2 separate regions of the Homo sapiens genome follow, and region 2 is linked to region 1. The links are chromatin contacts, found by Hi-C or POLR2A ChIA-PET in ENCODE. All regions are on one chromosome and are shown on one strand. Each heading gives the region's core, a stretch centred on a gene start or an enhancer-like site at or near the end of the contact. The rest is flanking DNA. Distances are from core to core; before and after follow the strand shown.

Region 1 (4,411 bases), core at 719-3,218:
TCTGCTATGAACATTCATGTATGTTCATAGCAGTTTGGGACATGTGCTGTCATTCCCTTGGGTAAATACTAAAGAGCATAATGGCTGGATCCTATATAAGGTTTATGTTTAACTTTTTAAGGAAGTGCCAAATTCTTTCCAAAGTTAGGTAGTACTTTACATTGCACCAGTGGTATGTAAAAGTTCTAGATCCTCTGCATCACTGTCAACACTCATCATGTCTCTTCTTTCTAAATTTAGCAATTCTTACAGGTGCACAGTTATACATCACTGTTGTTTTAATTTGTGTAACCAATGATATTCAACATTTATTCTTGTGCTTATTTTCCATCCACATATCTTCTTTGATGCAAAATCTATTAAAATATTTTGCTCACTTAGTTGTGTAATATTATTCAGTTTTGAAAGCTCTTTATTCTGGATATAAATCCCTTTTCATCCTTTTCATATATATTATTAAAAGTATTTTTCTCAATGCCTTTCGTGTGTGTGTGTGTGTGTGTGTGTGTGTGTGTGTGTGTGTGTATACACACACACAAAGGTAGACTGCTGCCTCATCCAGTGCCTCATTGGGATGTGTCTGGAGTCTTGGAAGCCTTATTACCCACGTCCTCCTACAAATAGACCTTGAGAGCTTGTTTGGAGATTCTAGCAGGGGAGCACAGCTACTCGTATACCCTTGACAGAAGACGCATCTTCCTCTATCAAGGATGGTTGTCCTCTTCTGCCAAGCATGCAGCTTCAGGAAGAACGCACATGGAGCAGTGAGGGAGGAAGGGGACACACACCTAGCCAGCTACGTCAGCCAAATCAACCCTGATGATCAATGGGGTGACAGATGTCACAGCCAGATCGCCTTCACATCCTGCCTTTATTAATACATTCTCTTAATGGTGTTAGTAAAGGAACGTTTTTTAATTTTAAAGAAACTACATTTATCAATATTTTATTTTGTAGATAATGCTTTTGGCATCATATCTAAGAAATATTTGCCTATCCCTGGGTCCTAAAAATGTCCTATGTTTTCTTCTAGAAGTCTTACAATTGTAAGTTTTATCTTCAAGTTTATAACACACTTTGAGTTAATGTTTGTATATGGTATGAGTTATGGATTTAAGTCAGGTTATTTTAACTTAAGGATTTCCAATGGTTTCAGTAACATTTACTGAAAGACTATCTTTTTTTCACTAAATTGTCTTTGTAATTTTGTTGAAAAGAAGTTGTCAATTTCTTGGTTCTTTTTCTGGATTTTGTATTTTGTTCCAATAGTCAAGTTTTTATTCATTATCTCAATGCCAAACTGTCTTGTTTATTGTACTTTTATAATAATTCCTAAAATCAGTCAGTGTTCATCTTCCAATTTAACTCCTCTTTTTCAAACTCTCTTTTGGTAATTGTAGGTTCTTTGAATTTTTGTATAAATTTTAGGACAATCTTATAAATTTATACTAGAAAACTGCTGCTTTTTTCACTTGGGATTGTGTATTGAATCTATGGTTCTATTTGAGAGCAACTGATAGCTTAACAATACTGAATCTTCAACCTGTGAACATAATGTACTTCTCCATTTATGCAGGTCTTTAACATTTTTTCTCAGCTATTTTTGATGGTTTTCAACATGTAGTCATCTTACATCTTTAAAAATATGTATTTTACATATTTCATAATTTTCATGTTACTTTAAATGGTATTTTTAACATTTCAACTTCTATTGATAGTGTGTAGAAATACAGTTATTTTGTATTTAAGAGTATTGTGATATTCTGTTATTTTTGCTTGTTTGTGTGTTCAGCACCTTCGTGCATTTTTAACTACTTCCACAGAAACCGGTGATTTTCTACTCGACAGAGATTGAGAATTTTAGCAGAAATAGAAGAGAGGTACTCCTCCATCAAAGTGAAACCACAAAAATCTTGTTTACCTTGCACTTTCTGTTTAAACACGGTTGGACCACATAGCAGCCAGATCAGTTAGAAAGGCTGCTCTTTCTTCTTCCTGTCCCTGTCTTCTCCCATCAGTGCACAAATTCTAAACCACGGGACTACTTGACTCTCCATTCTAGGGTGGCTGTGCTAGGAGTCCGTGTTCCTATAATGGATACATTCATGTACTTGGAGAATATGATCCCATGTCTATTTCCTTTAGAGAGAAGCTCTGAAAATATATTTGATAGTGAATGATCTGGAAGATTATTCCAATTTACCCTTCCAACATCTGTTTTCATGATCTCCTTTTTCTGCACTGTTTCTTCTACACTATATATTCTGCCACAGAGTGGCAAGGATAATTCAACTTGAGTATATTTTAGGTTAAAAAAGTGTTATCGACTTTTTCATAAATTATAATATACCTCTATGTATCTTTTTCCCCTTTGCATTTTTATTTAGGTTATCATGTTCTATAAATTTTATCAAATAATACAAATTAGATGAGAATGTGAAGATAGTTGATTTAAACGAGGATATCTAATTTATATGAGGATAATAGTTAATATACTATTTTTTGGTAAGGTATTAATTTGTGTTCTTAAGTTGAACTTTTATAGTTCACTATCCTATTTAAATGACAAGAGCACAAGAATTAAAGCAAGTAAATATTGAAATTCTAAAAACCCTTCCTGAAAATTCCAAGTTTTATCAAGGAGCTAATTTTTACAAAAGACTAATTTTGTACATATTTTAATTTTCTAAAATATGACGTGCCACTTCTTGTGTGTGTTTCAGTGTTTGTGAGTGTTACATATTCTGTTTCCTGAAAATAACTTGGTTTATTCAGCAAAATACAGTTCTGTTTTTTGAAGCAAACTAGATTCCTTCTTTTCAAAGTTTGATAGAAAGCATAGATATTTGCCTCTGAAGTTTTCCATAATTAACTTGGTTTGGAAGATATGTTTGAAAGTATTGATTAAATTATGTCCTTTTTCCACCTTTGTTTTTTGTTTTTTGTTTTTTGTTTTTTTTGAGACAGAGTCTCTCTCTGTCGCCCAGGCTGGAGTGCAGTGGGGCGATCTCGGCTCACTGCAACCTCCGCCTCCCGGGTTCATGCCATTCTCCTGCCTCAGCCTCCCAAGTAGCTGGGACTACAGGTGCCCCCCACCACGCCCGGCTAATTTTTTGTATTTTCATTAGAGACGGGGTTTCACCGTTCCTTTTCCTACATTTAAGCTCTCAGATAATTGAGAATATGCAATAACAAGGAAATGAGATACTAGACCAATTTGAACTAATATAAACAAATTTCCAATATTCATCTCAAGCATAAAAATACTTATGGGATCATGTTGGGCTTAGTTCTTAATTAGATCTTGAAGCTCATTTTCTTAACCACATTCCAACAACTTTGAATGACATTTTAAATACTCTGTTGCCTTGGTGTTTTATATCAATTAGCATTGTTGTTTTCTAGCTTACTTATTATTTTTTACTTATGAATTTATTAGTCTAATGACTTCATATGTATTATATGCTCATATTACCAGATGAATTTTGAGTAAGTTTTTAAATTATTTTCATTCTTCTTTAGTTAAATGGTCTCTACAGAAAACAAGATAAATTTGCATATATTCCATATGCATGCTGAATTGAGAATGCAGGTTTTTCTTAAGCAATACCCAAGGTAGTTATTTAATACTCAAGCATTTTGGCAATTTCTTTATATGCTGCTGTTGACTTTTACTGGACTAATTTCTCTATAGGCAAAAGTAAATGGCCAGTGTTAACTCAGAAGATTTTACAAGTTTGTAGTTTTACATAATTATACATAAAATAAGTCATTCAAATTTGAAGAAGTATTGAAGTTTTAATAAATTATGTTAAGTCAAGTTTAAAATCAAATGTATGCTGATTTGGGTCCAATAATAGGGATAAAATATTAAAAATTAAAAAAAGAGAAGAAACAACAAAACAGTAGAAAATGGAGAACCTAAGATTAGCAGTTGGAATTTAGATGATGTATTAATTTTTCTGGAAATCCATGTTGTTTTCTTCATTGTGTCACTTACAAACAAATATATCAAATAGTGCTTTATCAAGATAGTATTCATTTTTATATTTCTGCATTAATTAATCAAACATTTATTCAACAACATCTGTGTGCCAGATACTTTGGTAGGTACTGAGCATGCAAAAAGGAGCCAACAATATAATGGGGTAAAAACCTAGATAAGCAACTGACTCCATTCCTGTAGAGTAGTAATACTGTCTGCCTAACTTGTAATGATTCTTTAACTTTTAGCCGTAATATCACTTTTTGTAGACATTGTTCCTTGAGTAATATTCCTTACTTTCAACTGTATTAAGAGACACTACTAGGTATTTCCTCAACATTCTGTTCTTTCTTTATTGTATCACTTACCACACTTTAATGTAAATGCTTGTTTTAAAATCAAACATTCTAAGCTTTGGCAGGACAG
Region 2 (3,984 bases), core at 713-3,212, 65 kb after region 1:
GTCCAGTATTCTGTTGCTAATAACATGTCTTTGAGGATGTCTCTGTGTGCATTTGCTCAGTCATTTCTGTAAGGTATGCTTGTGATGTGGAATTCTTGGGTCAGAAGATGCAGATGCTTGCTTTCTACATGGATTGCCATTGCACTAGCCATAGCTGTTTTCTCGCTTACAGTAAAATAATGTCTTCTATTACTGGAGAAAATTTAAATTTTAATAAAATCAAATGAATTGTGCTTTTCCCTTAAAATTTAATTTCCTTTATAATTTCATCATTTCATTAATAAATTATTCCATATCCTGGAGTTACAAAGATATCAAATAGGAGCCTATTTTTTCAGTTATGGATGACTTATCTACACTATTTATTAAATAGATTTTGAGAATGAAATTATTTTATTTTCTTGCTTAAGCTATCTTTTATTTGACATGTATTATTATCATTATAAATATATATTTAAATCAGAAAAAAAATAAATATTTCCATTCAAACAAAAAACATTGAACCTTTAGATTTCTCAATGATCCCATTGTCTTAACAGTAAGGAGACAGAAGAGAGGAGATCTAATACGAGTTGAGCCAGGTTCTAGGCTCCTGGTTAGACTTCATATGCAGAAGAAACTCTTATCACTGATCCCCATGGTGCTAAATATTTGAAGTACGCATCACTCCCCATTTCCTGTGTGAATCATGTTCTATTTCCATAGTATTTGGAATACTATACTTTTCTGTTTTCACTGATTTTCAATGAACCAATCAACTACCTGTTTCAGCAATGTAAGGTAAGTGACTTTCTACTGTAAATCACGTTATTTAATCCCTTTGATATTCCTATGAAGTACTTATAATTTCCAAATTTTTACAAGAAACCAAGGATCAGAAAGGTTACAATCATGCATAAGCTAAATAGCGGCAATATCAACATTTGAGCCCAGGTAGTAGTGAATCCAAACCAATATTTCTTTATTAACTGTATCATCATTTATTTTTCTTGGAGATAAGACTTAATATTTAAATCAGAATATCTTTGGGTTCACTCACAACACTTTCTTTTAGTTAACATAGTAATCTAAAACCCTAACTGTAAAGGAATTTATATCTTCTTTTCCTTTCTTTTTTTCCCTTTTTTTCCTTCTTTTCAGAGACCAAGTTTTACTCTGTGACCCAGGTTGGAGTGCAGTGATCACAGCTCACTCTAGCCTTGACCTCCCAGGCTCAAGTGATCCTCCAACCTCAGTTTCTCCAGCAGCTGGGACTAGAGGCACACACCACCACACCAACTAATTTTTATTTTCAGTTTTTGTAGAGACAAGTATCTTACTATGTTGCCCAGTCTGGTCTCAAAACTCCTGGGCTTAAGTGATCCTCCTGCCTTGGCCTCCCAAAGTGCTGGGATTACAGGTGTGAACCCCCATGCCTGGCCCTGATATTTTCCACTCTCCTTTTAAGTGAACTTTGAAGTCAAAATTCTATGGCTCTAAATTATATGGCTCACCTGAAATGTAAATACTTACCAGCACAGAAAGAAGTAATGAGGTTTTGATGGAAGTATTCCTATCTCAGAGTTAACTGTGGATATTTGTTGTACAAAAATTCATTGTTTTCTAAAAGTGAGATACATTGAAAGGAAAACATTAGGAGCCTATTAAAAATAAAGCTTAAATCACCATTTGTTTTAATTTTCTTCAAAAATTTGACTTTTGTTCACATCTCTATAAACATGTGGAGTATGTTTTTTGACAATGCAGTTACTTCCGGCATTGATAAAACCAAATAACACAAACACTCAAGGCTGTTTCCGAAAACTGAAATACAGATTTCATAACAGCCAACCACATCCTGAGTCATGCTTAAATGAGTGACACAATACAAATGTATCCTTTCTAACGTGGAAATTCTTTCAATCATCAGGCCAGCTATTGTTTGTAGCTCCTCACTTTCTTGCACAATCCTCCCTCCATTATTGTTTTGCTGTATGTCTAATTGTGGGGCTCTCCATGTTGCTATTATGAGTTTTCTAGCTGTGGATACAGATGTCACATCAATTGCAACTCTGTTTCATAGGTTATTTGGATATATTGTCTGCCATCTACAATTGGACAACTGATTGCCATGCATGAATTGCTCTAACTTCCTTCTTTTATCCAATTTCAAAACAAAGACAAACGTATCCTGCTAAGCTGCAATGAGGACAGATCTTGAGACATGAGGAGGCACTTCACACTGAATCCCCATTCTTGGGAATTTGGTATTGCTATTTCCTGAATGTAAGAACACTTTGGTGTCATAAATAAAGTCTAAGATATAAAAGACATTAACTTTTCCTCTGGGACAACAGCAGTACTTAGAAGTGCTTTCATAAGAAAAATATCTTGCAAATAAATTCTAGTCCTTTATTGCTCACAGTATCTTTGCAAAGTTCTTCCTATTAATCGAATTCTATTTTCAAAGGAAGGCCTGTTTTTGTACTATTCATTTATTTTTTATCTTGTCACTCAGAATTTTGCTAATTGGCTATAAAAATCAACTTTCTCTTTTCAGGTTAGCAAATCAACATTTTTTTTTAATCTATAGGAATCAACATAAGATGGGCTTGCAGGTCAAATTGCTGGGTTCAAATATTGACTCTGTTTTTACTAAATGGGTAACTGTCATTAAGTCTATTTCTCTGTGTCCAAGTCTTCATTTGTCAAATGAATTACAATTGGACAGATTTTACAGCTTAGGTAAAGGTTAAATTAGCTAATACATGAAAAAGATTTAGCAAAACAGCTAGGTTATACAGTCAGGTATAACATTGAAAAATATTAGCTCTAATAATTTTGGCCATGTTAGCTCTTAATAAAATGCATATATACAGGCAATATTGCTAAGTTTTGATTCAATCTTTCTCTTTGTAAGGCACCCTTATTTATTCCTAATTTATTCCTTTTGTCTTTACATTGTATTATTTATGTTGTTCAAAATCAAATATAATTCCTCTATCCTTATCCCATGTTTGTTGGATTATTTTGTTTATAAAGTGTATTTATTTGTCTAACCTTTCAATCAAGTGACAAGAATCTTGTCATTTACTGCCCAGGATAAAGAGGATAGATGGAATAAATAAGGTTGGCCCAGAGGAGTGATACAGATTTGCATGTGTGTCTCTGCCCAAATCTCATTTTGAATTGTTATCTCCAGTCTTGGAGGTGGGGCCTGGATGGAGGTGAATGGATCATGGGGGCAGATTTCTCGTGCACAGTTTAGCACCATCTTCTCGGTTCTGTCCTCAGGATAGTGAGTAAGTTCTCATGAAATCTGGGTGTTTAAAAGCAGCTGCATCCTGGCTGGGCATGGTGGTTCATGCCTGTAATCCCAGCAGTTTGGAAGGCTGAGGCAGGAAGATCACAAGGTCAAGAGATCGAGACCATGCTGGCCAACATGGTGAAAACCCGTCTCTACCTAAAAAAATACAAAAATTAGCTGGGTGTGGTGGCACACGCCTGTAGTCCCAGCTACTCAGGAGGCTGAGGCAGGAGAATTGCTTGAACCAGGGAGGCAGAGGTTGCAGTGATCCTAGATCGTGCCACTGCACTTAAGCCTGGCAACAGAGCAAGAGTGTGTCAAAATAAATAAATAAATAAATAAATAAATAAAAATTTAAAAAGCAGCTGCATCCTGACCACTCCAGCTCTAGCTCAAAGAGGCCCAGGTACAGCTTCAGCTGCTGCTTCAGAGGGTGCAAGCCTTAAGCCTTGGAGGCTTCCACTTGGTTTTAAGCCTGCAGGTGCACAGAGTGCAAGAGTTGAGGCTTGGGAGCCTCCACCTAGATTTCAGAGAATGTATGGAAAAGCCCAAGTGTCCAAACAGAGACCTACCCAGGGTCAGAGCCCTTACGGAGAACCTATACTAGTGTAATGCAGAGAGAAGATACGCGTTGGAGACCCTACACAAAATCCTCACTGGGGCACTGCCTAATGGAGCTGTGTGAAGAGGGCTACTGT

The links. A loop is a pair of places that touch in the nucleus more often than their neighbours do. ChIA-PET counts read pairs that join two places held with the same protein, here RNA polymerase II (POLR2A). Pooled maps may share reads with other maps.
Region 2: a map of naive thymus-derived CD4-positive, alpha-beta T cell shows a loop between it and region 1 (4-fold over the local background). The contact joins two enhancer-like sites. A Hi-C loop is called at or near these places in 1 of 168 maps with a recorded cell type or tissue (naive thymus-derived CD4-positive, alpha-beta T cell) and 5 of 50 pooled maps. POLR2A ChIA-PET finds 5 or more read pairs at or near these places in 2 of 52 experiments (MCF 10A and OCI-LY7).

Annotation. Positions count from the first base shown.
Region 1 is chr5:100,729,513-100,733,923 of GRCh38, reverse strand. It overlaps the pseudogene RN7SKP62. Among named protein-coding and RNA genes, the nearest start is that of MIR548P, 85 kb to the left of the region's middle. Within about 2 kb of position 1,968, at least 5 of the 41 ENCODE cell types and tissues checked have a DNase peak (open chromatin) inside an H3K27ac peak, as active enhancers do.
Region 2 is chr5:100,665,394-100,669,377 of GRCh38, reverse strand. No RefSeq gene overlaps it. Among named protein-coding and RNA genes, the nearest start is that of FAM174A, 130 kb to the right of the region's middle. RefSeq lists silencers at 546-746, 1,786-1,986. Within about 2 kb of position 1,962, at least 4 of the 41 ENCODE cell types and tissues checked have a DNase peak (open chromatin) inside an H3K27ac peak, as active enhancers do.